Regions from separate parts of the Homo sapiens genome. Here region 1 is linked to region 2. Evidence: chromatin loops called from intact Hi-C (ENCODE). Cell type or tissue: heart right ventricle. All regions are shown on one strand. Links, peaks and the distances in the headings refer to the core of each region. The heading gives the core; the rest is flanking DNA. Region 1 overlaps DOK5 (docking protein 5). Region 2 overlaps PFDN4 (prefoldin subunit 4).

Region 1 (15,719 bases), core at 4,067-12,066, 430 kb before region 2:
GTATAGTAGCTTCCTCTAAGATCACAGGGGGTATCAAATGTAAATGTTGTGGTATCCCAAGGTATTATTCTTATTTGAGCCCTGTATTAAGGAGGTGGACATTTCCCAGTTGATGCATTTCAACAGATGTTGAAGTTAATTCACAACCTATTTTGTAGAGGCATAAAACTCAATCACCACTCATTTTTGTTTTACATATAACCTTTATATATGTAAACTTTGGCTTTTCAAACAAAAAATACTAAACCTTATCTGTATTAGTCTGTTCTCACACTTCTACAAAGAACTACCTGAGACTGGGTAATTTATGAAGAAAAGAGGTTTAATTGACTCAGTTCCACAGGCTTAACAGGAAGCATGACTGGGAGGCCCCAGGAAACTGACAGTCATGGCGGAAAGTGAAGAGGAAGCAAGCACCTTCTTCACATGGCGGCAGAAGAGAGAGTGAGAGAGTGAAGGGGGAAGCCCTAGACACTTTCAAACAACCAGCTCTTGTGAGAATTCCATCACGAAAACAGCAAGCGAGAAGTCCACCTCCATGATTCAATCACCTCCCACGAGGCCTCTCCCTCAACACTGGGAATTACAATTCGACAAGAGATTTGGCTGGGGACACAGAGCCAAGTTATAGCATTACCCATCTGCAATATCTGTAAATCCCCCTAAGCAACTCCTGCTTTTCTGTAGAGGACAGAAAGCAGCCTCACCAAAGGCCAAAGATAATAAATTTGTTATTATAATAAAAATGAAAGAACTTGGAGAAAGGAAGTAAGACAGGTTGGCTGGTGGCTCAGTGCTGATGCCTGAGCTAGAGCAGCTGGATTCTCGCTTCCTTCACTTCCTCACCCTGCCTGCCTTTTTTGCAGTCTCTGCTTTGCTTTCACAAGCAGCCCCTGGCTGGCGGCTCTTTCCTATTAAAAAAAACAGTGTGGGAAGGCCTCAAACTTCAGGCATCTCAGAGAAACAAAGAAGGTCAAACCAAGTCTCCTTATTAGTTGTTATAGCAACAAAGAAACTATTGCAGCGACGTTGAAAATGCCTCCTGGAATCCCACCTCTGGAGCTGCAATTACAGCACATCTCCCCTTCCTGTGTGTTATCCCAGGTACGGAATCGCGTCTTTACCTGTGTGCCAGAATTCTGCATCTCCTGACAAGGGAAGCGTCTTGGGCAGCCCACTCGAATGGAGGCACTGGCTTGGCTCTACCACCTGACTTTTCACAGGTGTCTTGGATAAAAGCGCATTGTCAATTGCCTCCAGGTGCCTCAAGTCTTACCTGATGGGTACTCCCTGCATTTCTGTCTCCTTGAGCTTTCTTAAAATGAGATTTTATGCCATTTACCAAAACCTGCACTGGAGTTACCTAGAAACACTGATCGAAAATGTAAATTTATGGACTCCACCCTAGATCTAGTGAATAAGTGTCTTTGCCAACATTTAAGAACTGCTAGCTTAGAGAGGGGAGTGTGGGTGATGGTACTTTATTTAGTGCAGATCCAGGCAAAAGATTATCACTTGGTCCTGCCTTGGCTGAATCAAATCACAACAGATTGATCCAATGAGTTTGCAGTGAAATCAGCCAACTGTTGATTTTCATGAGAAGATGGGCAGACTTACCTTTGCCCAGTATTTAATCTACAGAATTTAAAACCTGAATATCAAAGGGAAATTTCCAGTTTGCTGTCTTAATGGAAATCTGAACATCTATGTGTTTTTTTCCAGGACCAAAGGAAAGATTTTCTTTAATATAGTTTATACAGTATTTCAAGCTCATAAAGTATTCTCTTTCTCAAAAGTCAAGATTGCCCAAAGAAGAAATAATAAAATGTCTTCTCATACAAATGTATGTTCTTGTTAGTTTTTCTGTTTCCTGAGCAATTGGCTTACAAATTGAGTCTGTGGATCAGGCATGGTGAAGGCAAACACACTTTTCCTGTATACATCCTGGCATACCCATATATACTGTTAAATAAGTACTTGGAAAATGAATGAATAAATTTCAGAAACTCAAGCAGTCTTCCTTGAGAGCATTTTAATCACTACTGCAATATCCTGCCTTAAACTGGGTAAAAAAAAAGATATTTTTAACAGAGTTGAGGATGCAAAGAGGAATATGAGATTTACTTCCCTGCTCCCCCATCCTCACCTCCCACCAAAAGAAAAAAGTTGCTTTTTCTAATATGTAATTAAAACAGAAACATCATAGTTTAGCCTCCAGACCCCAGTTTATTTGCAAGTTACCACGAATGCTTTAGAATTTAGTGTGCATTAGGTAAAAATCCACCACAGCTTTGAAAAACTTTCTCACACTATGTTCACTACTTGAGGTAGGGATTTAGAAAAAAATCGAAATCACTTCAAATTATCACTCCCCTTATTTAAGGCCAGATAGTAAAGTATTTAAATTTCTTATGTTTTCTACCTGAAACTGTGAAATTAATATAAGATAGCATTTGAGGTTTTTATTTTAGAGCAGGGGATCCAGAAATAAGAGTCAACTCTGCCACTTGTATTTGTGAATAAAGTTTAATTGAAATAGCCATGCCTATCTGTTTATCTATGTTAAAAGCAGGCTGGGCACGGTGGCTCACACCTGTAATCCCAGCACTTTGGGAGGCCGAGACAGGCGGATCACTTGAGGTCAGGAGTTCAAGACCAGCTTGGCCAACATGGTGAAACCCCATCTCTACTAAAAATACACACAAAAAAATTAGCCGGGCGTGGTGGCACGTGCCCGTAATCCCAGCTACTCAGGAGGCTGAGGCAGGAGAATTGCTTGAACCTGGGAGAGGGAGGCTGCAGTGAGCCGAGATGGTGCCACTGCACTCCAGCCTGGATAACAGAACGAGACTCCATCTCAAAAAACAAAACAAAACAAAATACAAAACAGTCTATGGTTGCTTTTGCACCGGAAGGCAACAGAGACCATATGACCCAGAAAGCCTAAAATATTTGCATCTCAACTCTTTACAGAATAAGTTTGCTTTCCCCTAAGGAAGCCAGCCTTAGGGATTTACAAAGCAGATTTAGGAATCAGATTACCTGAGTTCAAACATGAATCTATCATTTAATAGGTAAAAGATCTTGGGCATATTAATTACATCATTTAGATTCCTTGAGCTCGGTTTCCCCGTCTGTAAAATGAAGATAATTATACTTACCTCATGGAGCTATTGGGGCGATTGAGATAATACCACAAAAGCACTTAGCGTTGTGCCCGGCCATAAATAAAAGCTGATAGCATAACCGAATCGAATGCTCTTTTCTGTCAATACGTTTCTTTTCTTAAAAATCCTCAAAGAGGTTCTCACTTCTAGTTACCTACATTCAGCAACATTTCTTTTCACACTCATTAGCTTGAGGCTTGCTTCAGTAATTTTAACTTCATTAAAATTATAATTATTTCTTTAATTCCATTTCCTTTATCTACTTCTTCAACGTAATTCTCCCATTGGCTGCCAAGGCCCTGGGAATCATGGAGAATCTCTGATGAGACAGTCTTAGAGAAAGAAAATAAATAAGAACCAGATAAAGTCAGGAAAATGAACAGTGAAGTAATTATCAAATGTGCCTGGCAAACCAAATTTTTAAAAGACAAAAATGAAGACCCCTGAGAGAAGTAGGATCAGCTAAAATTGTGTGAAAAGTAGCTACAGAGAACCCAGAGAGAACACACATGCATTTCGGGGAAGCCATTAGCACTAAACAATTTATATACCCTAATCTACTAATTAATTGTTAGTTGAATTCAATCCTTTCCCCAGTATTTCTCAACCGCTTAAAAAACATATCCTGAGCAGCAGTGTGCTAGGAAATCCCAGCTAACTCAGATCTATAAAACTATGCATTGCTTATCTGAAGTTCAAATTTAATTGGGTATCCTGTATTTTATCTGGCAAAGAGTAGTGAACCAGGCAGGCGCCATCCCTGCTTGCTCTGCAGCTTTAGAGGAACTCTAACTTTAGGTGCTCACAAAATTCAACTCACATCCAGCACTGACCTTCTCTTTAGAAGTTCATGGCCACTGGGGGCCCATTTGGCAGGTGTCACTGTATGATATTTCCAACTTGATTTTCTTGTGGCACTCTTCTGGAATTAAGGTCTTTGGCAACAAAGACTGTCTTTTGATTTCTACATCCCTGAACTCCAGTACAGTGCCGGAAACTCATAGATGCTCAATACAGACCACATTAATGAATGAGTGAGCAAATGCGTGAATGGTTGGATTCATATTAGACACAACACACAATACACTCACAGCTCACATGCAAAATGTCCACACACCCTTCAGAAATACCTAGGATAGAGAAAAACATGTTGCCAGAATCCAAAGAACATATGGGTGAAGAATGATCTTTTATTTTCAAATGTTTTATGAAGAGACTCCGAACAAAATAAAGGCTTTCAAAAAGGGGGGTAAAGGGGTGAGGAAAGCATGTGAGAGAAACTGTAACCCTGTAAACAACACTAACGGGTTCTTTGAACAAATAGTTTTGAACAGAACAGATAAGAGTGAGTCGAAGCACTGATTTAACTAATTGGTGATATAATCAAATATAATTTCCAGTAGTTAATCAGAACCACAGTAATAATAACTGAGGAATAGGGTGTAAACAAATAACAAATAATTAAAAGCCATTTTATTGTCAATACTGACTGTCATACAACTGAAACACTTGGAAGGAAAATCACAAGAATCCACAAAAGGACAGATTCAGAGAAGTGCAAGGGACAAAGTATCTACAATAGAAAATCATTTCGTGACATTGACTTCTTTCTGTCCAGCTGTAAAAGAGGGAACACAGAGTCAATATCTATAGAGCACGTTTCAATTACACTAAGAATTTAAAAAAGAAAAAGAAAATAAAGAAAATTATTGTATTGCAGAGTTTTCCAATGACCACACAATTAGCCAGGACTTTAAGCTTCTTCTCTTGGTCGTCATTTCCCTTGCTGTCATTCTGTGACCTCCTGGGTGAATCTGTGGCTGACACATCACAAGTGTGTTAACAATTCTTGGCAGTTACTGTCAGTGCTCAGATCTGTAGGCTGGAAAAGTCTCTGTTCGATGAAGCTTCAGAGGGCTGGAAACATCTTTTCCAAAAAGAATTTAAAATCAACAGTTACATTTCAAGAAAGCCCACAATCAAATTAGGTGGCAACAACTTTCTCTATAACAGAAATAAGTAAATGTACTTAAGGCAGAATTTTTTCCAAAGGCCTCTCAGGATGATATGTAAATGAGTCACAGAGATTGCATGATTTACGTATCATTTGCATGTGGCCTTTGGGCTGAGCCATGGTCAGTCCATTAGCAATTATTTTCTTCCTTAATTTTTCATCTGCATCAATCCCCATATCCAGGGTATTCAGGAGAAATGAGATAGAAACAGAACTATGGAAACTTTTAGCTAGAATATTCTGGAAACCTGAGCAGCAATAAGGCAGTCTTATGCTTATACTTTGGTAATCTTGTAAATGTTAAGGAGAACTTCCTAAAATTCATTTAGCCTTTATTATTTCAGGTTTAGATTTCAGACCAAACAGAGTTTAAAAAGTCAAGAAGGCAACACACAAGATCCCTATTAGCCCCCTTTGTGACATATTAATAATATAAGGGTTGTCAAGCATTTTCTAGAAAGAGCCAGACACTAAATATTTTAGGTTTTGCAGACCATATGGTCTCATTGCGACTACTGAGCCCTGCTGCCTGTAGCACAAAAGCAGCCACAGTTAATATGTAATGAATGTCGTCCTAATAATGCTTTATTAATGAAAATAGTCAGCAGGCTGGATCTGGCTCACAAGCCATTGTTTGCCAATCCCTGTAGATAATGCGTCCCTGATTTAACAAAAACTAGAGGTTCTACTGCCACCTGCTGGCCAACGGTTACCGCAAGCAAAGAAATGTACACGGCTAGGTGAAGATCTCAGGACTCACCGCAAAGCCTTTGGAACAAACTTCCGCAGCCTTGGTGAGTAAATGTGTGGATCAAGCAGGCACAAGAAACAGGATTGCAGCCAGTGGAGCATGTCCGCCCCACCCACACACATTCAAAACAATGTTGTTTTTATTTTATTTTATTTTATTTGTATGTATTTTTTTTCGCCCCGGCTGCAGTGCAGTGGCGTGATCTCAGCTCACTGCAGCCTCAACCTCTTGAGCTCAGGTGATCCTCCCACCTCAGCCTCCCAAGTAACTGGGACCACAGGTGTGTGCCACCACACGTGACTAATTCTTGGATTTTTTGTAGGGAGGGGGTCTCGCCTACATCCACCAGCCATGTGGCCTGGAGTAAGACCTTAACCTCCAAAGGTCTCTGTTTCTTCAGTCATTGAAATGGAGACCATAGTCCCACTCTCACCAACTCCCATGGTTGTCAGGAGAACCCCATAAGGCTACATGGAAGACGCCTGGTTCAGTGACACAACTGTTTAGTGCCACTCTTTGATTTCCTCAAATTATCTTAGGTCCGATCTATGATATAGGTGCCTAGTTTTTCTTGTTTTTGTTTTGAAACAGTGATGCTATCTTCCAAGGCAATTCCCACAGAAGAGTTCGGAAAACACTGGAGCAATGAAGCACCTTGGCCTAAGGGTAAAGATTGCTGAGATGATAACTTTGAGAAGGAGGTGAGAGAGTTAGAGGAACATTGTACTGAGGCCAGACACTCCGGTGCTCATGTGCAACGGCCTTGGGGCTAGTCTCCCACTTCCTCTCCTGTTCTCTTGCAATCCCTTGAATGAAAATATCGATTAAATCTGACACTGCCATGCTGAGGACCCTCTAATGCTTCCCCTCACACTTAGAATAAGCAAGTCTTGATTACCTGTATTCACCACCCCGGCTGTCTCTTTATGTCCCTTAGGCACCAGCCACACTGGCTCCTTCCTGATCTTTGAATGCCCGCAGCTCATTTCTGACTCAGGGCCTTTGCATTTGCTGACCTCTCTATGGAGAATGCCTTCCCCTGGCTCTCGGTATGGCTGCCTCTTTTAGACTTAAGGTCTTGGGGTGTTGCAGGGGCTTCCACTGACTACCCCATCTCAAGAAGTCCCTTTGTCAGCATCTTCTCAAAACCAACAGCTCTGCCTCACTTTCTTTATCATAAAAACTTTCTTTTCCACTGTTCCATATACCAAATCTGAAATTAACTATGTCTGCTTGATTATGGATTGTGACTCTCCATTAGATTATAAGCTCCGAGAGGGAAGGAATATCCCTGCCTAGGAGTCCCAGGTATGTCTGTCATCTAGCACAGCGCTTGGCCTAAACTAGATGCTCAATAAACGTTTACTGAGTAAACAAAGAATGGATGGATGGAAGAATGAGAGAGAAAAACCTTAAAATCTTTGTTACTTACTAGATAGGTAGTCTTGGACCCATTAATAACCCTTCAAATTCTCAGTTTCCTAACAGCAAATGAGAATAAAATACCCTTTCGGGCAGCTGTTTTGGGATCTAAATGAGATCATGTATGTTAGGTCCCAGCGGAAAGCTGGTACACAGTAGGTCCTCAGAAAGAGTAGCTTTTAGAAAGACCCCATTGAATATGGCTTGTCTCCCTCGTAATGATGAAATCTGAGATTTCAGCACTGCACTGGTGGCACGTGAATGCTTATTCATATAACAAGAAGGAAAAGAAGTTTCATGTCCAAATAGATGTGCAGAGCTTTGGTTTAAACAAGTTTAATCAGGTTTTTCATTGCAGGGCATCTCAGAGCCCTGAAATTATTGATTTGTTTTCTGACTCTCCATGAGAACTTAACATGTAGCATTTCCCCCAGACGCGTTTGACCACAGTAACCTTTCTTAGGGGAAAGGTGCTGTCTACCAGAGTTAGCTTTCCAAGGAACATAATTTGGGAAATGCTACTGATGTAACTGCTGTTATTTTATCCAATGCATTCCTAAAAGAATCCAGTGAATAGTATTCAACATAAACTTGTTGATTGCTTCTGTAAGTTTCTTCCATAGTTTTTTTGTTTTTTTTTTTTTTAACTGAGACAGAGTTTCACTCTTGTTGCCCAGGCAGGAGTGCAGTGGCATGATCATGGCTCACTGCAACCTCTGCCTCCTGGGTTCAAGCGATTCTCCCACCTCAGCTTTCCGAGTAGCTGGAATTACAGGCGCCCGCCACCATGCCCAGCTAATTTTTGTATTTTTAGTAGAGGTGGGGTTTCACCATGTTGGCCAAGCTTGTCTTGAACTCGAGATCTCAGGAGATCCACCCAACTCGGCCTCCCAAAGTGCTGTGATTACAGGTGTGAGCCACCACGCCCAGACAGTTTTCATTATAAACCTACTTCCAATGTTGATTTTGTATCTGCATAATCATAGAAGAGAATTTCTATGAAAATTTTAAAACGACGTGGGAGAAGCAGTGAAGGTAGATTAGGTATGTCTTGTGTGGCACGTGTCAAAACCAGCCACCTCCCTTTCCCCACCAAAAACTGTAGTAAAATGATAATTCCCAAATCAACCAGCAGGGGGCTCTCGAAGACTACATTTGAAGAAAATGACCATTATTCTCAAACCAATTTGTTAAATTCCTCCTTAAGGGTCTGTATGATTTCCAACCTTAACCTCCAGATTTGCCAGAAAAAAAAAAAAAAAGCCTGAAATTCATCAATGTAGGTGAATTGGCCAGAGGAATTACAACCCATAATCATCAGCAAAACAAGAAGAAATTAAAGGCTCTGTAACTTCATCATATGGCACACCCCAGGCCCCCAAGTCATTAACTTTTCCCAATCCTATTTCCTTTTTCTAAGGGGTATGAAAAGTAGGGGAGAGGGAAGGTAGGTAGTATAGGTAGAAGAATAAAACTTTTTTTTTAAATGTACTTGTTTAAATAGCCACTTTTGATAAGCAAGATAATTTTAGGTACTCTGTGAACATCTTTTAAATCTTCAATACTTATTATTTATTTTATTGTCTATTAAAAAGCATAACTAGCTGGGTGCAGTGGCTGATATCTATAATTCCAGCACTTTGGGAGGCCGAGGCAGGAGGACTACTTGAGCTCAGAAGTTTGAGACCAGTCTGGGCAACATAGTAAGACACCCTCTCTACTAAAAATAATAAATTAGCTGGGCTTGGTGGCACACACCTGTAGTCCCAGCTATTTGGTAGGCTAAGGCAGGAGGATCACTGGTGCCCAGGAGGTTGAGACTGCAGTGAGCCATGATCGCACCACTGCACTCCAGCCTAGGCGAAGAGCCAGACCCTGTCTCAAAAAAAAAAAAAAAAAAAAAAAACAGTATAACCAGTGGATATAACAGTATTAAGGTAGTAAAATATGCTTTTTTTAAAGAAGTATATTAAAATAGAAGAGAGTAAAATCGAGTAACATTCTGGTATGTATATGACAAAAATTGTGATGATATAACTCAAATATTGCAAACATTTTTGAAGTTTAAGTGAGAATCAGTGGCATTGTGACAACCCAATCTAACTCACTCTCTCTGCAGAGAAATCTTGGAAGGTAAGCTTATTTGTCAATTATTAATTCAGTCGTTTGCTCAGCTGCTCACAGAGGCACTCAGTATCTTTTTTTTTTTTTTTTTTTTTTTTTTTTTTTGCAGCATCTGCTATGTGCCATGCTCTCTGCTAGTGAACAGAGCACAGAGTCATGAAAACTAAAATGTAAATACCCCCAGTGCTTTCTTAACATTATGCATTCTTTCGACAAATCCTGATGGAAGGCATACAAGGTGCCGGGGGATAAAATGATAAAGATAGAAGGAGGCACAGCTCTCCTGCCCTCCTGTACATTATTGCTTCCTGGGAGAGCTGACCATGAGTCAATTGGCCACATAAATATGAAATGAAAACCGGCCATCATCTGCATCTTATGAGTGCACGTCATCAGAGATGTCCACTCCAGTTACAAGAAAGTCCTGAGGGCTTTCTTGGAGCCTGAGGGGCGCTGGAGGTGAGACCTGGAGGTGAGCAGGAGTTAACTAGGATGAGGGACGGGCGCAGCATACAGGAAAAGCTGCCTGGGGGAGAAAGGACCAACAGCAAAGACTGAGAAAAAAATGCTGTTGTGACCAGGGTTCAGAGCGGGCATGGAGGACTGAGGGTTCAGAGCGGGCATGGAGGACTGAGGGTTCAGAGCGGGCATGGAGGACTGAGGGTTCAGAGCGGGCATGGAGGACTGAGGGTTCAGAGCGGGCATGGAGGACTGAGGGTTCAGAGCGGGCATGGAGGACTGAGGGTTCAGAGCGGGCATGGAGGACTGAGGGTTCAGAGCGAGCATGGAGGACTAAGGCCATAGTCTTCCATGGTCATTCATTCATTCTTGCATTCAATTATTCAGCAAATTTCTGCACGTAAACTACGTGTAGTCCAGTGCACTCTATTTCCAGTTTGGTGGTCTTGTACCTCATCATTAAAGAGTTTTTTTGCGCGGAACTTGCAGTGAGCCGAGATCGCGCCACTGCAGTCCAGCCTGGGCGACAGAGCGAGACTCTGTCTCAAAAAAAAAAAAAAAAAAAAAAAAAAAAGAGTTTTTTTACAAGTATCCCCCACAAAGGCGCATAACATAATAAGCTATTCTTATGTACTATGAAATGAAAAACAAAACAAAACAAATATGTTTGAAAGGATAGGTTTAAATAGAATTTTTTTTTTTTGAGATGGAGTTTTGCTCTTGTTGCCCAGGCTGGAGTGCAATGGTGCAATTCTGGCTCACTGCAACCACCGCCTCCCAGGTTCAGGTGATTCCCCTGACTCAGCTGGGATTACAGGCACATGCCACCACGCCCAGCTAAATTTTGTTTTTTTTTTTTTTTTTTTGAGACGGAGTCTCTCTCTGTCACCCAGGCTGGAGTGCAGTGGCGCTATCTCGGCTCACTGCAAGCTCCGCCTCCCGGGTTCACGCCATTCTCCTGCCTCAGCCTCCCGCGTAGCTGGGACTACAGGCGCCCGCCACCACGCCCGGCTAATTTTTTTGTGTTTTTTAGTAGAGACGGGGTTTCACTGTGTTAGCCAGGATGGTCTCGATCTCCTGACCTCATGATCCGCCCGCCTCGGCCTCCCAAAGTGCTGGGATTACAGGCGTGAGCCACTGCGCCCGGCCTTGTATTTTTTTTAGTAAAGACAGGGTTTCACCATGTTGGCCAGGCTGGCCTTCAACTCCTGACTTCAGGTGATCTGACCGCCTTGGCCTCCCAAAGTGCTGATATTACAGGCGTGAGCCACCACGCCTGGCCATTTTAAGCAGATTTTTTCATTGTTCATGTTGTCCACACTATGGGCTGTTCTGCATCATGCTTCAGAGACCACTTCTCTAGAAGAAGAGCTTACTAGGATTTGCCTAAAGTCATTCAGCAAACCTGAAGCCATGGCTTCTGGCCTCAGTCCAGGGCCCCATCCACCAAAACATTGGCTCCTAGACCTGAGCTCTCGGGAGAATCACCTGGAGGACTTGTTCAAATACAGGTGGCCTGGCCCCACCCTCAGAGCTCCTGATTCAGTAGGTCTGGGGAAGGGCATGGAAATTTGCATTTCTAGCAAGACTTCAAGTAATGCTGATGCTGTGATTCATCAGTCCACTACATCATTTCTTGTAGCCTGGTCCCTGGCCCCTCGCCCAGACCCTGTGTACGGTCTGTTAAAAGTGCAGATTGCTCAGCCACATCCTATGCCTTAAGATCTAGAGTCTCTGGGGATGAAACCCAAGAATCTTCATTTTAAGTGACTTCCCCCCGGACACTGTGATAGATACAAATATCTCTAGAGCCATACAGATATTTGGCTCTACAAAGATTAAGTGCCTCGTGTGTGAGGCCTTGATGGGGGTCCTACCTTTGGAGGAAGGGCACTAACCAGCTGGCATGCAGCAGCTGCGAGTTGAGCTGAGCCCCCTCCCCAGTACTCCCAGGCCTGGCCCACACCCTGGACACAGGTAGCCCCACGCTTACCTTGCAAGCGGTAGAGCTGTCCCGTGCTGTGCTGCCGTGTGATGTGCTGCCAGTAGGCGCTGCGAGGCAGGGGCACCATGGTGCTCAGCGAGGCGGCCCGCTCACTCATCTTCATCTGGAGCTGCAGCCAAAGGGAAGAAAGTTGTGCGTCAGCAACACTGGGGCCGAAAGTGGCCTGACTGAGGAAACAGGAGAGCATGGAGTAAAAGAACCACAGAGCTGGCCAGGCTGCAAATCAATGAACATCGATTGAAGGTGGTGGGCATGGTGGCCAGCTACTGTTTTTGCTTACTTAGCACCATCCATTCTTTACCCTGCTGGCAACAGTGCCTTGATGACGTTCCTTTGGGGAACTTCCCTCCAACCCAGCTAAGTCCCTCTAGTCCCGGTGGGGCTGATTCCCCCATTCACTTTAGGGTTGGGCTGGTGACCCATGCCAGACCACTCCGAAATAATTTACTGAGACATTGTTAGCATTTTTGTGGAAGAGAGAATCAGCAGAAGTAAGCTAAAGATTTATGACTGTTTTGTTCATTGATCTATCCCCAGAGTGCAGAATATTGCCTTGCATGTAATAGATATACAAGTAACATGTGTTGAATGATTTCTCGTGGAGTTGTTAAGAGGCTGGAGATGGGACTGGAGCCTATCTTGGAACTACAAAGGGACCACGTGACAGTGAGTAGACACCATTCAGAAGAAGACAGCCAAGAAAAGCAGAGAGATCTTCACACACTCCACTGAGACCTTGGATCCCACTGAATCCAGAGGCTGGCCCCAGACTTTTCAATTGTATTAGCCATTTCATTCTTTTCAGTTTGGGGTTTTTCTGTTTTGTTTTGTTTTTGTTTTTTTTCAGATGGAGTCTTGCTCTGTCAGCAAGGCTGGAGTGTGGTAGCACGATCACAGCTCACTGCAACCTCCGCCTCTGGGCTCAAGCAATTCTCCTGCCTCAGCCTCCTGAGTAGCTGGAAGTACAGGTACATGCCACCACGCCCGGCTAATTTTTCTTTTTTTTTTTTTTTTTTTGTATTTTTAGTAGAGATGGGGTTTCTCCATGTTGGCCAGGCTGATTTCGAACTCCTGACCTCAGGTGATCCACCCACCTCGGCCTCCCAGAATGTTAGGATTACAGGTGTCAGCCACCACACCCAGCCTAATTCTTGTCAGTTTAAACTGACTTGTGTTGGGTGTTCTGGCATCAGAAAGAAAAAATAAAAGTCTGTTTGAACAAGTATTGTCGACAAATCATTGTTCCAGACATTGAGGGAGGAAAAAAGATGAAATGGCTTTTGGCAGCAGGCAACTCTAAAGACACAGTTCTAGTCCCCCAGATTATCAGAGAGCAGTCAACAGCCTGACCAACCACATCGGGGAAAGAATTATACAAAAGAAGGAAAGTTTCAGAGAGAAAAGAGCCTGTAGGATGGGTAGAATAAAAGGAAAGGTGAACGGGGTCAACGCATGCAAGAAGAATGGGGGTGCAAGTGGAAGCAGACCTCCAGGCACCCCCGTATCTGAGCCCTGGTCTTAGACACAATCATGACGCAGGTTGATTATGCCATTGTGTAAGAAGTGACTATTTGCAAAGTTGAATTTCCTGGATGCTTGAATATCAAATAATCCATTCCCATCTTTAAAAAAATTCACCCACAAAGATTTATGCAAGATGTTCATTGGGAGGTAATTTCACATTGGCGAGAGCTGACGGCTATTTAAGTATCCTCCCATTCAAGGCCCAGTTAACTACACATAGGCACAATGTAATACTTGGCAAAGATGGAAGATTTACATGAATTGGAAATGAAACATTTATATGTCGTACCACGAAGGAGACACAGGGGGTTACAGACCTAGTGCAATGTCATTTTAGTTGCTCATATGAAAATTGTCGAAATTATACACCTATCCATTTGGAAAGTATAAGAGTTTGATGAGATGATACCTACTTGGACTTACCTAGTAACAAATAGGTAAAGGGGAAAAATGGAGATGGAGATGATGATGATGATGATGATGATGATGATGATGATGATGATAATTAGAAATTGCAATGCCCATGTTAGGATTTTTTTTTTAAAAATTTCCAATCTCTTAAAGAAAAAAAAGTCTCCACTGTACACATCCCCTCAGCATGGTAGTTTCAGGCATAATTCACTCAGTAAAGCCAAAATAATAGGAGGCTTCATATGTTGAAGACCAAAACTCATTGTAGTTCATGAGATTCAACTTGAAAAAAAGATTATAATATTCACTCAAAAGAAAATTTAATTTGTATGCATTGAATTTACATTTGCTGAATCGAATTCCCTGTCCCTATCATAATTCCACAATTACCAAAACATGCCCCCAAGTGGAATCACACAGGATTAGATTCCATGAGGATAACTTTTCCTAAAAATAAACTTTTAGATGAAAAGGTCCAAAAGCTAAGTACTAAGCTAGTAGAAAAGTTCTGCAGCTGTTTCTTGTTTTTAATTTTTAAAATGTATTTTTAATGGACAAATAATAAGTATGCATATTTATAGAGTACAATGTGATGTTTTGATCTATGTACATACTATAAAAAAATTCATTTGAGCTAATTAACATATCCCTCACCTCGTCAGCTTCTCATAGTGGTTATTTCTGTATACATGAAAGTCTAAAAAAATCCAGAACGATTTACCAGTGACTTTTAGTAACATTCTATTTCATTTGCATGGAATTCAAAAAATAAAAGAAGGAAAAGAACTCAATTTAGAGGTAGGGGTTATTTGATTTTCTTGATATAAAGAGATTCTATTTAATTTAACAGAAAATTTCATATAAAGAAAACATTTGTGGAATACTAGTCACTTCAAATTATTCACTACTTCACTGCAAATATATTTAGGCAGCCCAGCATGATTTGACTGTATTTTCAGAAAGCTGATTTGGGATCAAGAGTGAAATGACAGCAACGCCGCGTTTTGAAGAGGAGAACGGTACAAAGCCGGGCTCTCTAGTTCTTTCTCAACCCTTTGGAAAAACATCTAATTTTATGAAAGAAGCATTTTAATTGTCTTTGGACAAAAAGAAAAGCCTTATAACAATGCAGAAATGTCTGCATAATTGTGTCAGGGAGAAAAGACGCAGGAAGTCATTTGGTGAGAATCCAGTAGGCAGGTTTCCGCTCCCTCTTCTGTGACGCCCTGAGTCCCTCTATCCTTGATATCAACCACCAGTGGAGGGCCACAAGTGGCACTGATGTACCGCCCTGGTGGAAATAGCAGTTAGCACTCATGTTTGGAAGAGTTGAAATTGGGTTACCTGGAGCGCCGCAGGTCCTCAAATAACGTCAATGCATTCAGCTTTGTTTCATTACAACTTCAATGTGAATATAGAAATCTGTTCCTGGCAGGGTCACTGTCTGTGTCGATTTGGCACGTTCTCCCCATGCCTGCTTGTGTTTTCTCTGGGTCCTCCGCTTTCCTTTCATATCCCAAAACTGCCTGTTGGCTTCACTGGTGTGTCTAAATGGTCCCTGTCTCAGTGGGTGTGGGTATGGGTGAGTGTGTCCTGAGACGGGAGGGCATCCTGTCCAGGCTGGGTCCCATTTGGCACCCAGAGCTGCAGAGATGGTGGGCTCTGGCCACCCGTGACCCTGAACTGGAACCACTGGGTAAATAATCGTCTTGTTTTGATTAATCTTTTCTCAAATGTACGTATAGCTCACATTTATTTCAATGTGTAATATTAGAAGTGTTTTTGTCTTTATCTAGAAGTTTGGTAATGTTTTTGTAACCAGAAATATGCCATAGGAATTTA
Region 2 (15,719 bases), core at 4,730-12,729:
GCACATTATCCCCCTAGGGTAAACCAGGACTATTGCATGAGCATTCTTTAATACGTATTTTGATGGACACAAGTTTTCATGTCTATTAGGTACACATCTAGGAGCAGTATATTAGTCTATTCTCACACTGCTATAAAGGACTACCTGAGACTCAGTCATTTATGAAGAAAAGAGGTTTAATTGACTCACAGTTCTGCAGGCTTAACAGGAAGCATGACCTGGAGGCCTCAGGAAACTTACAATCATGGCAGAAGGCGAAGAGGAAGTAAGCACATCTTACCATGGGTGACTAGGAGAGACAGACAGCAAAGGGGGAAGTGCAACACACTTTGAAACCATCAGATTTCACGAGAACTCACTATCACAAGAACAGCAAGAGGGAAATCTGCCCCCATGATCCAATCACCTTCTACCCTATCCCTCCCCCAACGTTCGGAATTACGATTCAACATGAGATTTGGGTGGGGACACAAAGCCAAACCATATCAAGCAGAACTGTTGGATTCCAGTGTAGATTGAGCACTGTCGTGTGCTTGATTTCATGGTAGGCAGGGGCTGGGAAGATGGGAATAAGCAAAGCATTATCATGGTTCCTGATTTCAGTCTAATGAGGAAGACAAGTCAATAATTTGCAATGATCAATATAAATGTAATAGCTGTTCTTGCAACAAAGGAGAAGCATGTGGAACTATGAAAGTATATCTGGGGCTTTGACCTGGTAAGGATGCAGGTTCTATGACCAAAGGGTGCATAATAAACCTGGGGAACTGGCATAAGGCTGGTGTGGTTGGTGTGGAGAGCAAAGGGGAAGTGGAAAAGTAGATAGGGTTCAGACCAAGCAGGCTGTGTCAGGTGTTTTCATTTTCACTACTCTCACCAAGGGGGAGAACATTAATTTTTTTGGGGGGAGGGGGGAGGAGGTGGTTATCAAAGAAAGAGTAACATAATTAGATTTGCAGTCTGAGAAAGATTATCTGGCTACAAAAATGGATTGAAGGGGACGTGTGTGAGTAAGAATGGAGGCTGGGAGACCCATCAGAAGACACCAGCAATAGTCCAAATAAACACTCACTGCCTCTTAGCCCAAGGTGGTAGCGACAAGGATGGGAGAGGTGAAGCAGACCAAGATTCTTGGACATAAGTTTCATATTTTTGCATGAGTGTAGCAGTTCTTATGCCACTATCAGCTACTATAATTTGGACTTTATAAGTTTGAGTCAAATGATTTAAAACAATTATTAATAGATTATTAATTAACTGCAAGTCCTCTTCAGGTCAATTATTTTCCATCAGTATCACACCCTGAGAAAAGTTTAATTCAGTTTTCTAGTACACTTGCTCATCTGTGTTACTATAGGTTTTATCGAACTCTACCAATAATTCCAGCGTTACTCCAAGTTACAATAAGATTGTGAATGTCAGAGGTATTATTACAAAATTAATCAGAATTTATGGCTGTGGTGTTCATTGTCCCTTCCCAATAGAACCTATCCCTCCCCAATACTTTTCTTTCTTCCTTTCCTTTCCTTTTATAATTTTTATTTTTTGAAACAGGGTCTTGCTCTGTCACCCAGGCTGAGTGCAATGGCATGATCGTGGCTCACTGCAGCTTCGACCTCCTGGGCTCAATCAGTCCTCCTGCCTCAGTCTTCCTAGTAGCTGGGACCACAGGCATGTACCACACATCCAGCTAATTTTTGTGTTTTTTGTACAGATAAGTCTTCACCATGTTGCCCAGGCTGGTCTTGAGCTCCTAAACTCAAGTGATCTACCCACCCCTAGCCTCCATACTCCATATGGTGTATGGTGGCTCACCAAGCCTGGCCCCCAATATTATTGTGCACAGTGGTCAAGTTCAGAATTCCAGGTGTTCTGTGGGTATAATCTGATACCTTTGCTATCTTATAGGACTGAATTAAAATGGGTTCCTAGGAAGAAGGTCTTTTAATTTAATTCATAGACAAAGGCCATCATTATTCTGCTCTCTAATTCCTATTTGAAGAGAAATTCTGAGTTTGAAGTGACCTATGGACTGTCCTTGGATCTGGGAAGATTGTAAGAAGATTCTTCAATATTGCAATAGAATGGTTGGGAGGACAGATTGGAAGCCCCACTGTTTGGGTTTGAGTTCTGGCTCCTCACTTAGGGGCCTTGGAACTTTGGTCTGGGCTTCTGTTTCCTCATCTGTAAATGGACATGATGATAATACTAGTTTGTACCTTGTAATGATTAATGTATGTGAATACTTACCTAATGCCTAGCTCAGGGTACATAAGATATCTAATGCCTAGCTCAGGGTACATCTGTGGATGTTGGCTGCGTATTATCGGCCTCTTTCTAAATTATTTCCCTTGGATTTAGGTTAACTGTTTAATTGCTACAAGAATTGGCCATATGAATTTTGCTCTTGCCTTTGCTTTGAAGTCTTTGTTAAAGTTAGCATCTGATACATTGCTCAAAGTCAATGCCTAATGAGGGAAAATTTTTTTTAAGGTTTAGACCTCTGAAAGATGTTTTGTCTCCTGAGATATTCATATATAACACCCTTTCCAATGTGGTATTACTCATCATTTTTCCTTCTCTGTCTTAGCTACATAGAGGTTCAGAGTACATCAATCTGAAAGGTGGACTCTGTGACCAACTTATTCTCCCTTTCTTTTTTCCTAATCTATTAATGCTATATTTACATTTTTATATATACACACATATACTTTTATATGTCTATATGAGAACCGATCTGAAATTCCTTTGGATAAGTAACAGAACACAAATAAAATCATCTAACAAAATAAATTTCAAAAGTACAACTTGTGCATTCATTAACCACCCATTTGCTAAGTAAGCTGCAAAACTTGGGGCAGGTTAACGTCTCTAAACCTTCCTCTACTTCTGCACAATGAGGGATGGTAAAGAATCTACTTTAAAGGGCTCTTGTGAGGAAGGAATATATAAAAAAAATTCAGAAGACTGACAGCCTACAATAAGCACTCAAAGCTAATTGTTAACGTCGCCATCACTAGAGTTATTCCTAGATACCAGAATGGAGGATCAAAGAACTTAGTTACCAGAAATTTCTACATACAAACGGATGCTAATGACTGTTGCACAAACAATTTTCTATACCAAATCTGTAAGCCAACTTTTAACTTTTTGGTTGTTGCTGATTTTCTACTTTTAAAACTGGAGAGTCAGCTGGGCGCCGTGGCTCACACCTGTAATCCCAGCACTTTCGGAGGCCGAAGTGGGCAGATCACCTGAGGTCAGGAGTTTGAGACCAGCCTGGCCAACATGGCGAGACCCCATCTCTACTAAAAATACAAAAAAGTTAGCAGGACATGGTGGCATGGGCCCGTAGTCCCAGCTATTCGGGAGGCTGAGGCAACAGAATCACTTGAACCCGGGCGGCGGAGGTTGGCACTGAGCCAACATCATGCCTCTGCACTCCAGCCTGGGTGACAGAGCAAGACTCTGTCTCTATAAGAAAAAAACAAAACAAAACTGGAGAGTCACCATGATCCATTTTATGTCAAATGACAAAAAAGTAGTTGAATGCAATACAGAAATATCAATAACAATGCCACAGTAATGCACATTTTTCCTAGTTTGTTTGTGCCACAACAGAACTTTATAAAAAAACTTGTTATTGTGAAGAATTTCATGTACATAAAATAATTAATAATAAACATATTGACTACCAATAACTATGGACCCATGACCCAACTTAAGAAATAGAACATAAAGATTATTGAAGCCTCCTCCTGTTTTTGCCTACCCCAACTATATCTTCCTCCTACAGTTCATCACTATTCTAAATTTTTTTCTCTACCATTTATTCCTTAGGAGTTTTTGTAACATATACACCTAATTCTGTGTTTTCCCAGTCTACCGTTTGTATAAGCACTACAGCACCCCTTTCTTTCACAGATGTGCTCCAACTATTACCTCTTGTCCGTTGACTTTTCCATCATCTTCTTTCCTGGCTCCTTCTCATCTACTGTGTGTATTCATGTGTTCCCTAGTCCAAAAAAAAAAAAAAAGCCTTTCCATCTGCACCACAGTGACATTAAGTGATGCTCTGCCTCTTTCCCACCACTGTTAACTTTCTTGTAAAAATACTTTTCACTTGCTGCCTCCAAGTCTCACACCACCTACTGCTTAATCTTTTATAATCTGTTTACTACCAGCAACCGGAATGCTTCTAGCTACCCTCGATCCCTAAACTGGATGGGTCAATCTCTTTGATGCTGCCCTCTTTTGTTACCCTCTCCAGCACTATAATCTGCATTAAGAATTCTCAGTTGGTGCTCCAGTCTCTTCCCCCAACACCACCCCCACGCCCTCCAATCCCAGAAAGATGGAATGATTTGAACCCCACCAGCTCTTTCGCTGAGTCAGAATCACCTGGAGTGCTTGTTAAAACCCTGGGCCCTGTCTGCAGAGTTGCTATGAAGTCATCTTTGAAGGCAATGACCATTATGTTGCTCAATATCATTGCCCAGTGGGGGAATTTTTTTTCAGGGTTTAGTCCTGTGAAAAACTTGGCATTTCTAACAAGTTCCCAGGTGATGTTGGTTCCATGTTCACACCTGGAGAAACGCTGAACTAGAGAATTGTTCATGTATTTTTGATCCTCAGCACCTAATGTGTTCAGGCTTTTTCAAACCACACAATTATCACCCCCGAGAATCACTGGTGCCTGACGGGAGGGAGCTGATTCCTCAGGTGTGTGTGGAACTCAGGTGTGTGTGGGCTCAGATGTGGGAGGGGCTGAGGTATGGGGGTCTCAGGTGTGTGTAGGGTTCAGGTATATGGGAGCTCAGGTGTGGGGAGATCAGGTACATGGAGACTCAGCTCTGTGGGGAGTTCGTGTGTGGGAGGGCTTGAGTATATGGGGGCTCCAGTCTGGGGGCCTCAGGTGTATGGGGACTCAGTTATATGTAGGACTCGGGTGTGTGGGGCTCAAATGTGGGGGTCTTAGGGGTGGGGAAACTTAGGTTTCGGGGCTCAGGGTTATGGGAACTCAGCTTTGTGTGAGGCTTAGGTGTGTGGGGGGCTCAGGTGTGTGTGGGGCTCAGGTGTGTGTGGGGCTCAGGTGTGTGTGGGGCTCAGGTGTGTGTGGGGTTCAAGGGTATGGGGCTCAGGTGTGGGGGCCTCGGGTCAGGGGGTCTAGGGTGTTTGGAGCTCCAGTTTGTGTGTAAGGAGTAGGGGTGGGTTAACTCTTTTGAAGGAAATAAGGGCCTTCTTAGTCATCAAATAGAGCTCCATCTTCTCGGCTCTTATTGGCTTCGCCACTGTACTATTTGCTGTTGATCACACTCCCTCCTCCTTTCAGCATTCTCATCATGGCTTCTGGGATTCCACACTCTTGCGGATCTCCCATTACCGTTGCAGCTTCTGTCTCCTTTGCTGTTTCTTTTTCCTCCCACCTGCATTTTCCCCACGTCCTCTTCTTCGTGGCAAGCTACCTTAGCTGTCCAATGCATGGCACCAGGGCTCAGCAGCAGCAGCGTCACCTGGGAGCTTGTTAGAAAGGCAGCATCTCAGCCCGAGCCCACACGGAGCCAGAGTCTGCAGTGTCACAAAATCCCCGGGTGATTTTTATGTGCGTTAAATGTTAAGCCCTTCTGTAGGATGAAAAGGGTTCTCAAATATACCTCCCTAGTCCCGCATATCCTAAACTTCAACACACTTTTCCGGTTGCCAATTACATGTCTCCACGTGGCTGATGCCCTGGGAAGTCCAAGTGCTGATGCCAAGCTCGTGCCCTTCTCTCACCCTCCCCCTCCTCTGCCCTGCTTCCTGCAAACCAGACACTTCTTTCTTTCCTGCCTCTGCTTACACTACCAGCAGGCATCCAGAGATTACAAAGCAAATACAGACAGGCACCACGCAGGTAATATAAATGAGGGTAGTGGGCTAGGTGGGGACTGGGGTGAACTGGAGACAGCCTGCTTTGTCTAACGCATGAGCAGCTGAAGACTGCCTTTTAGAAATATGGTTTCAATGTTGCCAAACCGTGCATTTTTATGTGAGATCTCTGGATTTGATTGTGGCAACAAATTCAGGGTTTTTTTTTTCTTTGTTAAACTATAGAAGCCAAAGAAAACCTGTTGCAAGCTGTACTGGCCTGTGCTCAAAACCAACTTCTCTTTGGGTTTCTCCTTCTAGCTTCACCTTCGTTTCTCCAATCATTGACAAAATTTGTTCATTTCACCCCTTCTCTAAGTCCTGGTGTATCTTTTCTTCAGCCAACTGATTCGGCTCACCAGAAAAGGTACAATAACATCCAGTATTTCTACCTCCATCTTTCTACAGTAAAGCCCACCTAACAACTGCCAAATTATTAAAAAGTACTGCTCCTTTCTATTCAAAACCCTTTAGAGACCCCCTGTCGAAACCCTACCTCAAATGGCTTTTCCATCCCCTTGCTCCCTTACTTAGCCATGCTTTTGACTAGAGCTCACAAGGCTTGGACAAGGATCACAGTAGTTGTGGAGATGGAAAGAAATTAATGGATGTGAGAGATAATGAAACATTACAGTCAGCAGCAAAGCATAGCTGCTCAGAAGACTTCTACTACCACTTCCTGTGAAAAGCCTGCACATGACGTATCATATTATGCACCTGACTTTGCAACCTGGCAGTCTCAGGGCCAGATCTGTTGTGCAATTATCTGTTGTGTAGCCTGCACTGCTTTAAAAAACAAATAGTGGCCCAGTCTAAAAAGAGTGATTGCACATGCAAATCAAGATTCCTGCTTAAAAAAAAAAAAGAAGTTAGTGACAAATCCAGATCAAAACTTCCCTCTGTCGCAACTACTGGCTGAAGCTGACATTTCTTCCTTTCCCTTCAGATGCACCGCGTGCTGTTCCCCAGTCTTCAGCTAGCCCAGGGAAGTTACTATTCACAAAAATAAGCAAAGGCTTTAGAAATGAACTTAAAATGGGAATCAAATATTTGTAATGTTCTAAAATGTCACAGGTAAGTTAAGAAAATGAAGTTAGCAACATCACACGCTTCCATCCCACTGATGTTAGATATTTGGGTTTTTGTATTAGGTTTTCTTGATAATATGCAGGACAAAATTTGAAGTCCCAGTGAATTACATAGTTCAGTCTCTTGGCCCATGTCAGGCGAGTGTTCGTTGTTAACATTTCTAAAGGGCTAAACTTTAGTCGCCCTCCTATGCTAGATCTTCCACTGGGGGATCCCCAGACCTATCCATTCCCCACCCCTCCCAGGCCCTGCAGGCGACTGACTTCTATGGACCACCTCCGGATTCTGGTTGGGTTTGGCCAATGGTGGGACACAGGTGGATTTTGGAGGGAGAATGAGGTCAGGATGTCTAGTCCCCTGGCTCTACCACTGCAGGTATGACACAGGCTGGCTGTGTTCCTCCCCAGATGAAAAGCAACTTTCCCTGGTCAGGGAGTGAAGTGGGCAGTTGCTCTCTCCCCTGGCCTTTGAGGGTCCAAAAGGACCCTAGTGGTCACCCGGCACCATTGTTAACTTTGGTGAGAGTTTCCTCAAATTATTCTGATCTTATTTCCTGCTGCAACTTGATTGACTACCTCCCCAGCCTCAATCCTCTAACTGAACATTAACCAAATGGATGCAAGAAAAAAATATCCTTGCATTTTTTTGGTAAGAGTCATTTTCCAGAACTGGAATATCACTATTTGGGAAGATTTTTGCAGCAATTTAAAAATTTGCCTTTGGCCGGGCACAATGGCTCGCCTGTAATCCCAGCACTTTGGGAAGCCGAGGCGGGCAGATCACAAGATCAAGAGATGGAGACCATCCTGGCCAACATGGTGAAACCATGTCTCTACTAAAAATACAATTATTTGGGAGTGGTGACAAGTCCCTGTAATCCCAGCTACTCTGGAAGCTAAGGTGGCAGAATCGCTTGAACCCAGGAAGTGGAGGTTGCGGTGAGCCGAGATCGCACCACTGCACTCCAGCCTAGACAACAGAGTGAGATGCCATCTCAAAAAAAAAAAAGAAAAGAAAAAACTGCCTTTATAGTATTAAGAATTTTAGAAATTATATAATCATCTATCTTTAAGCCTGAATTCATGTTTATAAACACTGAACCAAAAAATACATATGCAGTTTAGCCTTAAAAATTAAAAATATTTCCTCTAAAATTATGTATATTTAATCCTAACAATCTCATTGTTGTGTTAGGATCCTTCCATTCACATTTGGCACATCAGTGCCATCTGCTGGAAAGTTAATACATTTAGGTCTCCCAAATCCCAAAATGTTTGTCTTTTGTGGGGGAGTGGGAAGAAATGCATCCTTTATTTAAGAAATAAGCCTTACTTTTACATACATAGCTGTTTAACTTCCACATCTTTATCAATATAAACCCCAATTAATTACAAAGCACTAAAATAAAATCTAAAATTTAAAACGAAAAAACACTAAACATTTCTTTCTGCACATCTCTTGGTTTCTAAAACGTTCTTCTGTGGTTCTGCCCTGTTTGTATAAAGCTCCACATGCCTCCACATGTTTAAACATTACCCATTCTTTTACCCAAATCTCTGATATTGATAGATATGTAAAAAATGTTAAATATGTATGTTTAAATATAATATGTAACATATATTTAAATAAAATATATACATATATATTTTGAAGTCTATGACAAAGCTTTAGTTGTGAAATAAGCAAGGATGCAGGATTGTACATCTTTTCATCGTGCTTTCCCCGTCATTAGACAGCAATTAAAATCAGACAGAAACAACATGACACAACTGTTAAATTTTCTTATGTGAAAATTGCAACAACAAATATTCTAAATAATATAGAAACATAAAAGATTGCTTAACTGATTTTAATAACATGACATGAAGCCCCTAGACTTGATATAATCGTTATGCAAAATACATAGGTGAATACTGTCTTCTTTTAAAAATATAAAATAAATAAGCAGACATGTGAAAATGGGCAAGTTTCCATTAAATAAATGAAAATTTTTAAAAAAGAAAGTTTTGCTTTCCATGTCATTTGAAGAAGGAAAATTATCATTTTAAACAATATTCAAGTTTATTAAACAAATAAAAAAAGTATTATAAAATGTTTAACTTTCATCAGCTTCAAGGTTTATGTTGCTCCCGAATTTTGCATACAACTGAACTTTCAAATCTGCTAACACTCGCTGAATTGATTCCACTCTGGATTCTAAGGCGTCAATTTCTTCTTGCAAATTTTTCTGGAAAAAAAATATTTTAAATTAATTCTATTCAATAGGATGATTTCTGAGCATCTGTGTCTGAAATAATATTTGGGAAGAATTTTAGGTCAAGAACCTTCTAAACTTGGACAGGCAGCTAAGTAACACTGATAATTAGATCTAAATGTCTGAATGTGGGCATTTTTAATTCATGGTCCATATCTGCTTATCACAGAATAAATCAAGTTTGTTTTCTCAGTTTCTGCTGATCTAAAAAATAGTAAAAAATTACTGTCTAAATTATTTCCTAACAAAGAACCAAATACAAAGACTTCTATAAATAGTTTATCCTGGGCCTGCTGGCTTCTAACCCAGCTTTTTCCAACAACAAAAATAACTATGAGACTACAGGAAATGATAGAAACTCACACCACCAACCACCAATAATTAAGAAGAACAACTTATGATCCAAATCTGGCAGAAATTTTCACTAACTTTGAGGCCTCTGGAGCTAAACTTTGGAAAAGAGTGGTAAAAAGTGCCTCATTTGTAAGAAAGAGCAGCTTTGCCCAGTGAAAACTCAGATATTTTCTAAGTATTTGAGGTGATAGACATGTTAACTATCTTGATTTAATTATTCCATATTGTATTAATAAATTATAACATCCCGTTTTACACCATAAATTTATACAATTATAAATTGTCAATTTATAATTAAAAAAAAGAAAATACAATTCCAAAGGACAATTCTTTCTACCTACCTATCTATAGATACTTAGCCTCTTCAATTCTAAAACCAGTTTTGTAATGTTAATGCTTCCCTCATTAATAGATTAAATAAATTTTAACATATACTCTTTGTTTTAAAAAAAAAAAAAAAAGCCATTAAGTTCCTTCCTGGCTAGGATCAAAACAATTTTTTTTCCTAAACATGACAAAAAAATATGAAATCACACAAACCAAATACCCACTAACATTAGAAACCAAAGAATATCTAATACTGACAGTGTTGCCGTTTTAGAAATCTAGCCAATGGTTCTCAAACGGTGGCCCCGAGACCAGTGTCAGGGACAAAATCACCTGGGAACTTGTTAGAAATACACATTCTGGGGCCCTACCTCAGCCCACCTGAAAGATCGTCTTTGGGTCGGGCCCAGCAACCTGGATTTTTAACAAGCCCTGTGGTGACTGTGATTCTCACGCATGCTAAGTTTGAGAATCACTGTTACAAAACAAGAAACAAAAATAAGACATATGGCTACTAGAAAGGGATAAATTCTAAATTTCTATACCGAGAAAACCTGGTTAATAAGTAAAATAAGACACTAGAAAGTCATTTTAATATCGCAAGTCCAATCATCTCTCTCTTTTCCAAAAATCTCTGAAGGCTCCTCTTTGCTCTGGGACGGGAGTGGGCAAACTATAGCCCACAGGCCCAATCTAGCCTGAAGCTTGTTTTTGTCAAGTTTTATTGGAAGACAGCCACGCAGATTCACTCATCTTGCTTTCATAGTAATTATGGCAGAGGCTGTGCAGCCCACAAAACCTAACGTATTTACTTCTGGCCCTTCACAGAAAGTTTGCTGACCCCTGCTAAGACAAAGTACAATTTCTTCAACTCAACTGACTGGAGTTCTCCAAGATGTGGCCACAATTTCAGGTGCTCCCAATCTCCAGCAAATACATCTTCTTGCAGGTCTATGTTTGCACCACCGTCATCCTATGGCCGTTCACACATGTTGCTTCTCACGACTAGAACCCCCCGCCCCCCGCCGCCCCTTTCTGGCTAATAGCCACTTATTCCTCAGCTGTTATCCCATCACTTTCCCTGGGAGCCCTTCCCTGACCCTTGATGTCCAGACTAGTGTAGATTCCTCTTCCTGTGTTCTTAAAGCCACCTCTATCCTCATATCACTTTCTACTCATTATCAGTTTTGTTTACTTTTTTTTCTTTCCATCTAGACTATATGCTCCATGCAGGCAGGGGCCAGGCAGGTTTTGTTGTCCCCAATTATCCCTAGTACATGGCAGAACCTGATACAGAGTAAGCACTCCATTCATTCTAGAATTCTAGAATGAGTAAAAAAAGAAAGGTTCAGCCGGGTGTGGTGGCTCACGCCTGTAATCCCAGCACTTTGGGAGGCTGAGGCGGGTGGATCACGAGCACGAGGTCAGGAGTTCGAGACCAGTCTGCCCAACATGGTGAAACCCTGTCTCTACCAAAAGTACAAAAATTAGCTGGGCGTGGTGGTGGGCGCCTGTAATCCCAGCTACTCGGGAGGCTGAGGCAGGAGAATTGTTTGAACCCAGGAGGCAGACGTTGCAGTGAGCCGAGATTGCGCCATTGCACTCCAGCCTGGGCGACAGGGCAAGACTCCATCTCAAAAAATAAATAAATAAATAAATAAATAAAATAAAATAAAAGTTCAGTAGCTATCTGTGTATGGGGCAGGGGATTCACAATAGCCACAAAAACCATAAGCTATCTGGGAATACTTCCAATAAAAATGTTTTTTAAATGGTTAAACAAATAAAAAGAACAAAAATCACAAAATTTGACCAAGAAGAAAAGATTTAAACATAAGGGAGACATATAAGATTTATGCATGGAAAGACCCAGGAGTGATAGTTCTTCTGAAGACTTACTAAATGTGGGTTTCATTCATACGAAGTTTTGCTTTTTATGACATTTGAAGAGAGACTATCATTTTAAGCAATCAGGTTAATTAGCAAAAGCATTAGGAAAGGTTTAATTGCCATCTGCTTCTCATAGACAAACAACGTGGCTGTCCCTCCCAAATAGTAAGAAGGCATGTGAACTGAAAATTTCATACCATGTATCAAATGTCTCAGATATTATCAGAGAACTCATATGCTGACTGACCCAGTAATTATATTTCTCTAATTATTTCCTCAAAACAATTTTCTAAATGTGAACAAAGATTTATGTAGAAGAATGCTCACAGTAACATTAGTACAGCAAAATATTGGAAACAAATTAATGCTAACAATAAGACCCGTGACCCCAATTGATAACCATCAACATGATATTAAACAGTCTTCAAAAACGATGTTTTTAAAGGCCTGTGTGCCAGGCTCAGAGCAGGCTTCCAATGAGTATCTGCTGGACAAACAAACATTCAATGAAACCAGCAAAAATGCTCCTCCTGGAACATTAATTGTCCCAACTGGGAAGCAAACTACACGGAGAGAGGCAGAGAGAACATAAAAGAAATACAGGAAAATGTTCACTATGAATGGTTACCTCTGCATAGCAGAATTACAGGGGATTTTTCTTTTCTGCTTCAATATATGCTATACCTTCTAAATACTTTTAGTTTTGAGCAAGGTTCTGGAGTCAGAAGACCACTGTCTATGTGTCACTTTGAATAAATCCCATAACCTCTCTAAGCCTCTATTCTTTGTCCCTAAATTGGGATAACAGGTCATCGTTATGATTCAACAAAATCCTGCTGGCAAAGCATTCGGAGCATGCCTGGGACATAACAAGGCAGTAAATATTAGCTATAGCTAGCATCTACTATTTCCCTACATCTATAATTACATGTTCTTTATAGTGATATAAATTCTAATTTCAGAATTAACCTTTAACATACCTTTGCTTCTTCTAACATTTCTTGCGTTTCTTCTTGAGAATGGCTAATGAAGACATCACCAATTTGATAAGGTATCATTAAGCAATCATCATCTGCAAGCATGATGTCATCACAAGCATCTTCTAGGTTTTGGAGTTGTTTCTATAAATGCAAAATGGCAAAGAAAATGTACTCAAAGTTCTCTGATAGAAGCTAAAGGCCAATTGTAATTTGGGGACAGCAACTCTCTGAGGGACCCTCTCACAAAGGTATTATTACCACATTAGAATAAGACCTTAATTTGTAACTTTTTAGAAGACATTTCACAAGCAAGCACTTAGAGCTACCTAAAGCTTTGTCCTCTGGACAATAAGCGCCCTGTGGTGGACAGCAGGCACATGGTCACTCAAAATTTCTTCTATTTTAACAATTTTTGACTTTGTGAATTCTGCCTTCCTACAAAAACAAAACCAAAAAAACCAGCCTACATTTCTCAGCCTTGCTTGCTGATAGGGTGTAAGTAAATCATGCGGGTAATGAAAGTTCTGCCAGCATGCATAAGTGATAATAACTTCAATTCCACCAATCAAATGCATTTGAGCTGGATTTCAACTCAAGGGGGACGGCTGGACACAGGCCCCAGATTTACTGGGGTAGGTGGCACTGGCAGCAGCAGCTTGGTGTTCCTAAGTCTGCAAGGGTGGCTTCCTCATTGGGAAGACAGCTGACTCTGGGATCAGTGGAGGCAACAGCTGTTCCACCGCCAGCCAAGTTCTCCGAGACTTGTTCCTGGAACCTCGGTCTAGACTCAAGCTCCTCAACAACTCTGTAAGTTATCGCATATCCCTTAAAAAAAAAATGACTTTCTGCTTAACTAGAGTGGATCGCGTCATTCATCTGCAACAAACAGCCCAGAGAAATATATATTCACTTGTTAACTGAGTTCAGTTTTAGTAGCTATAGTATAAAAAAATTTTATTCTTCTAATAATTATTTTCAATACCTTTTTTACTTCTATTTCTTCCTTCAGCTCTGTGATTCTACTTGTATTCCGTGCAAATTTGTTTATCTTTTGTTGATCTTCGAAAGTAACATTGACATCTTCTGCAGCCTGAAAGAAGTGTTTAAGTTTTTGTAAAATTTTAACGGAGAAGTTATCAGTTAGCTTTTTATATTTCTCAACAATAACTCAATAAGCCATTTGCACTCATATAGTCAAGAATCACAAGAAGTACAGAACATAACAAATGCCTTATTTTTTGCTCCACAAGCTTAAGGTTTGTTTGTAAATCTATAACCTTTTCTGATACTCCATAAAATAATTCCTAAGCTATAAACATATTGCAAACATAAAGAACAATTAATAAGTCCTTTTAAAAGGAAAGAAAAAAAGCCAACTTTTGGCACAGAGCAGAATTTCTCAAGTTGGAGCATTCTTTCATTAAGATGACCCAGGAAACAAAAAGTTACATGGTCAAATATATTGGTAAATGTCTCAGAGTAGTGTTTTTTTTTTCTTAGAGCTAAAACTTGCATGAGCTTACTGGCTAAAGGGTCACTGTACATTTCAGTGGCTCTATTCCATTCACAGCAAAAATTATGTTTATAATGTAGGACCTGTTTAAATGTCTTAATAAGGTCTACTTTACTAAAAAATGATGAAAATTGAATGTTTAGTATTTAAAAATTAATATTTAATGTGATTAAATTTACAAATTTGCAAATAAAGAGTACTTGGATAACATAAAGTACCAATGAAATAATAAAAAAATAGCTAACACTGATTGAATTTACTATGTGCCAAAACTTCCTAAGTACTTTATTATCTCTGCTAATCCTGCAATCCATCTTATTAGGGAGGATCACCAGCACTATTTTACAGATTGAGAAACTGAGGTACACTTTATATAATATGGCCAAAGCCACAGAGCCAGTAGGTGGTGGAACTTGATTTCAACCCAGGCAGACTGGCTTCAGAGGTCAGACAGGTCCATGAGTTCTCGGTAACTGAATGTGAACGTGCGTCTCTGTGAGTGTGCACGTGTGTGTGTGAGTGTGTACACAGGCTTAGGCACATCTGGAAGAGGCAGCAGGATGTCTGCTTTCATCAGATTCTCAAGGAGGTACCATATATTTTTAAAAAATAAAGCTAAAACATAAAACCAGACTCTCCTTAGGGTTTCCCTTCCATTTATAAAATGAAAACCAGAGCACCTGATTCTAGTTTAAAGAAGAAAAGATATTTGTGTGTGTATAAAAATAGTTCATACTGAAACACTACTTTTGGCTCTTTTGCAGTAACAGTAATGAGCTCACAACATTCACACTCCATCCCTGACCTGGTCTCTCATGACCATCGACTTAAGGTATGTGAACTTTTATTTCTCAGAGGTTGAAAGGCAGTGTCAAGCAATACAGAGCTCAGTGGTCGGAATATAACACAGTCCTCCCCTTTGTTAGGCTCTCATTCCAAGAAACAATTTCACATGCATTATGCCCCACCTCAACAACCCAGAAGATAGCCTGAAAAAATCCTTTACATCACACTATGTCTAGCTTTGAGTGTTCAACCGTATGCATAATTTTGATGAATATGGAAGTTGGGGAACACTGAGCTACGCTCAAGAAACCAAAGTCTATATCTTGGCACACAAGTCATTTTGCCTAAGTGAGAACTGTCAATTCCCTACGCAAATAGACAGCAGAGAATTCTGAAGAGTTCCTGTTTGCCTGAAGAGTATATGCCATTTTGTTTAAATATTGAACCCCCAACAGGCATTTATAGATGTATTTGTCTTGGTGAGGGCTCAACAGAGCCATTCACATGAACGGATCCAGTGCAGGACTGCCTGGCACATAACTAAGGCTAATACATGGTTTCTGAATTTGAATCTAAATCATGCTTGATCAGACTCAAACACATAGTTTCCAAAATGTGG

Evidence for each region. Peaks named below come from ENCODE experiments on the same cell type or tissue, not always from the same donor. Only the 100,000 strongest peaks of a DNase experiment are listed, where the experiment ranks them.
Region 1: a loop joins it to region 2, with 16 times the contacts of the local background. A loop is called at or near these places in 92 of 110 quality-filtered maps.

Annotation. Positions count from the first base shown.
Region 1 is chr20:54,639,790-54,655,508 of GRCh38, reverse strand. DOK5 (docking protein 5) reads right to left here. Exons shown (of 8, transcript NM_018431.5): 7 at 11,931-12,051; 8 at 4,340-5,094. The coding sequence ends at 5,030. Among named protein-coding and RNA genes, the nearest start is that of DOK5, 170 kb to the right of the region's middle. In heart right ventricle, for the core only: CTCF peaks have their summits at 5,872 (motif pointing left), 8,299 and 8,498 (motif pointing right); DNase peaks (open chromatin) are centred at 5,868 and 11,548.
Region 2 is chr20:54,212,523-54,228,241 of GRCh38, reverse strand. It overlaps PFDN4 (prefoldin subunit 4), which reads right to left. Exons shown (of 4, transcript NM_002623.4): 2 at 13,784-13,891; 3 at 12,802-12,942; 4 at 8,281-9,223. The coding sequence ends at 9,092. Among named protein-coding and RNA genes, the nearest start is that of PFDN4, 12 kb to the right of the region's middle. RefSeq lists a silencer at 768-817. In heart right ventricle, for the core only: a CTCF peak has its summit at 8,227 (motif pointing left); a DNase peak (open chromatin) is centred at 5,767; H3K27ac peaks cover 2,389 bases.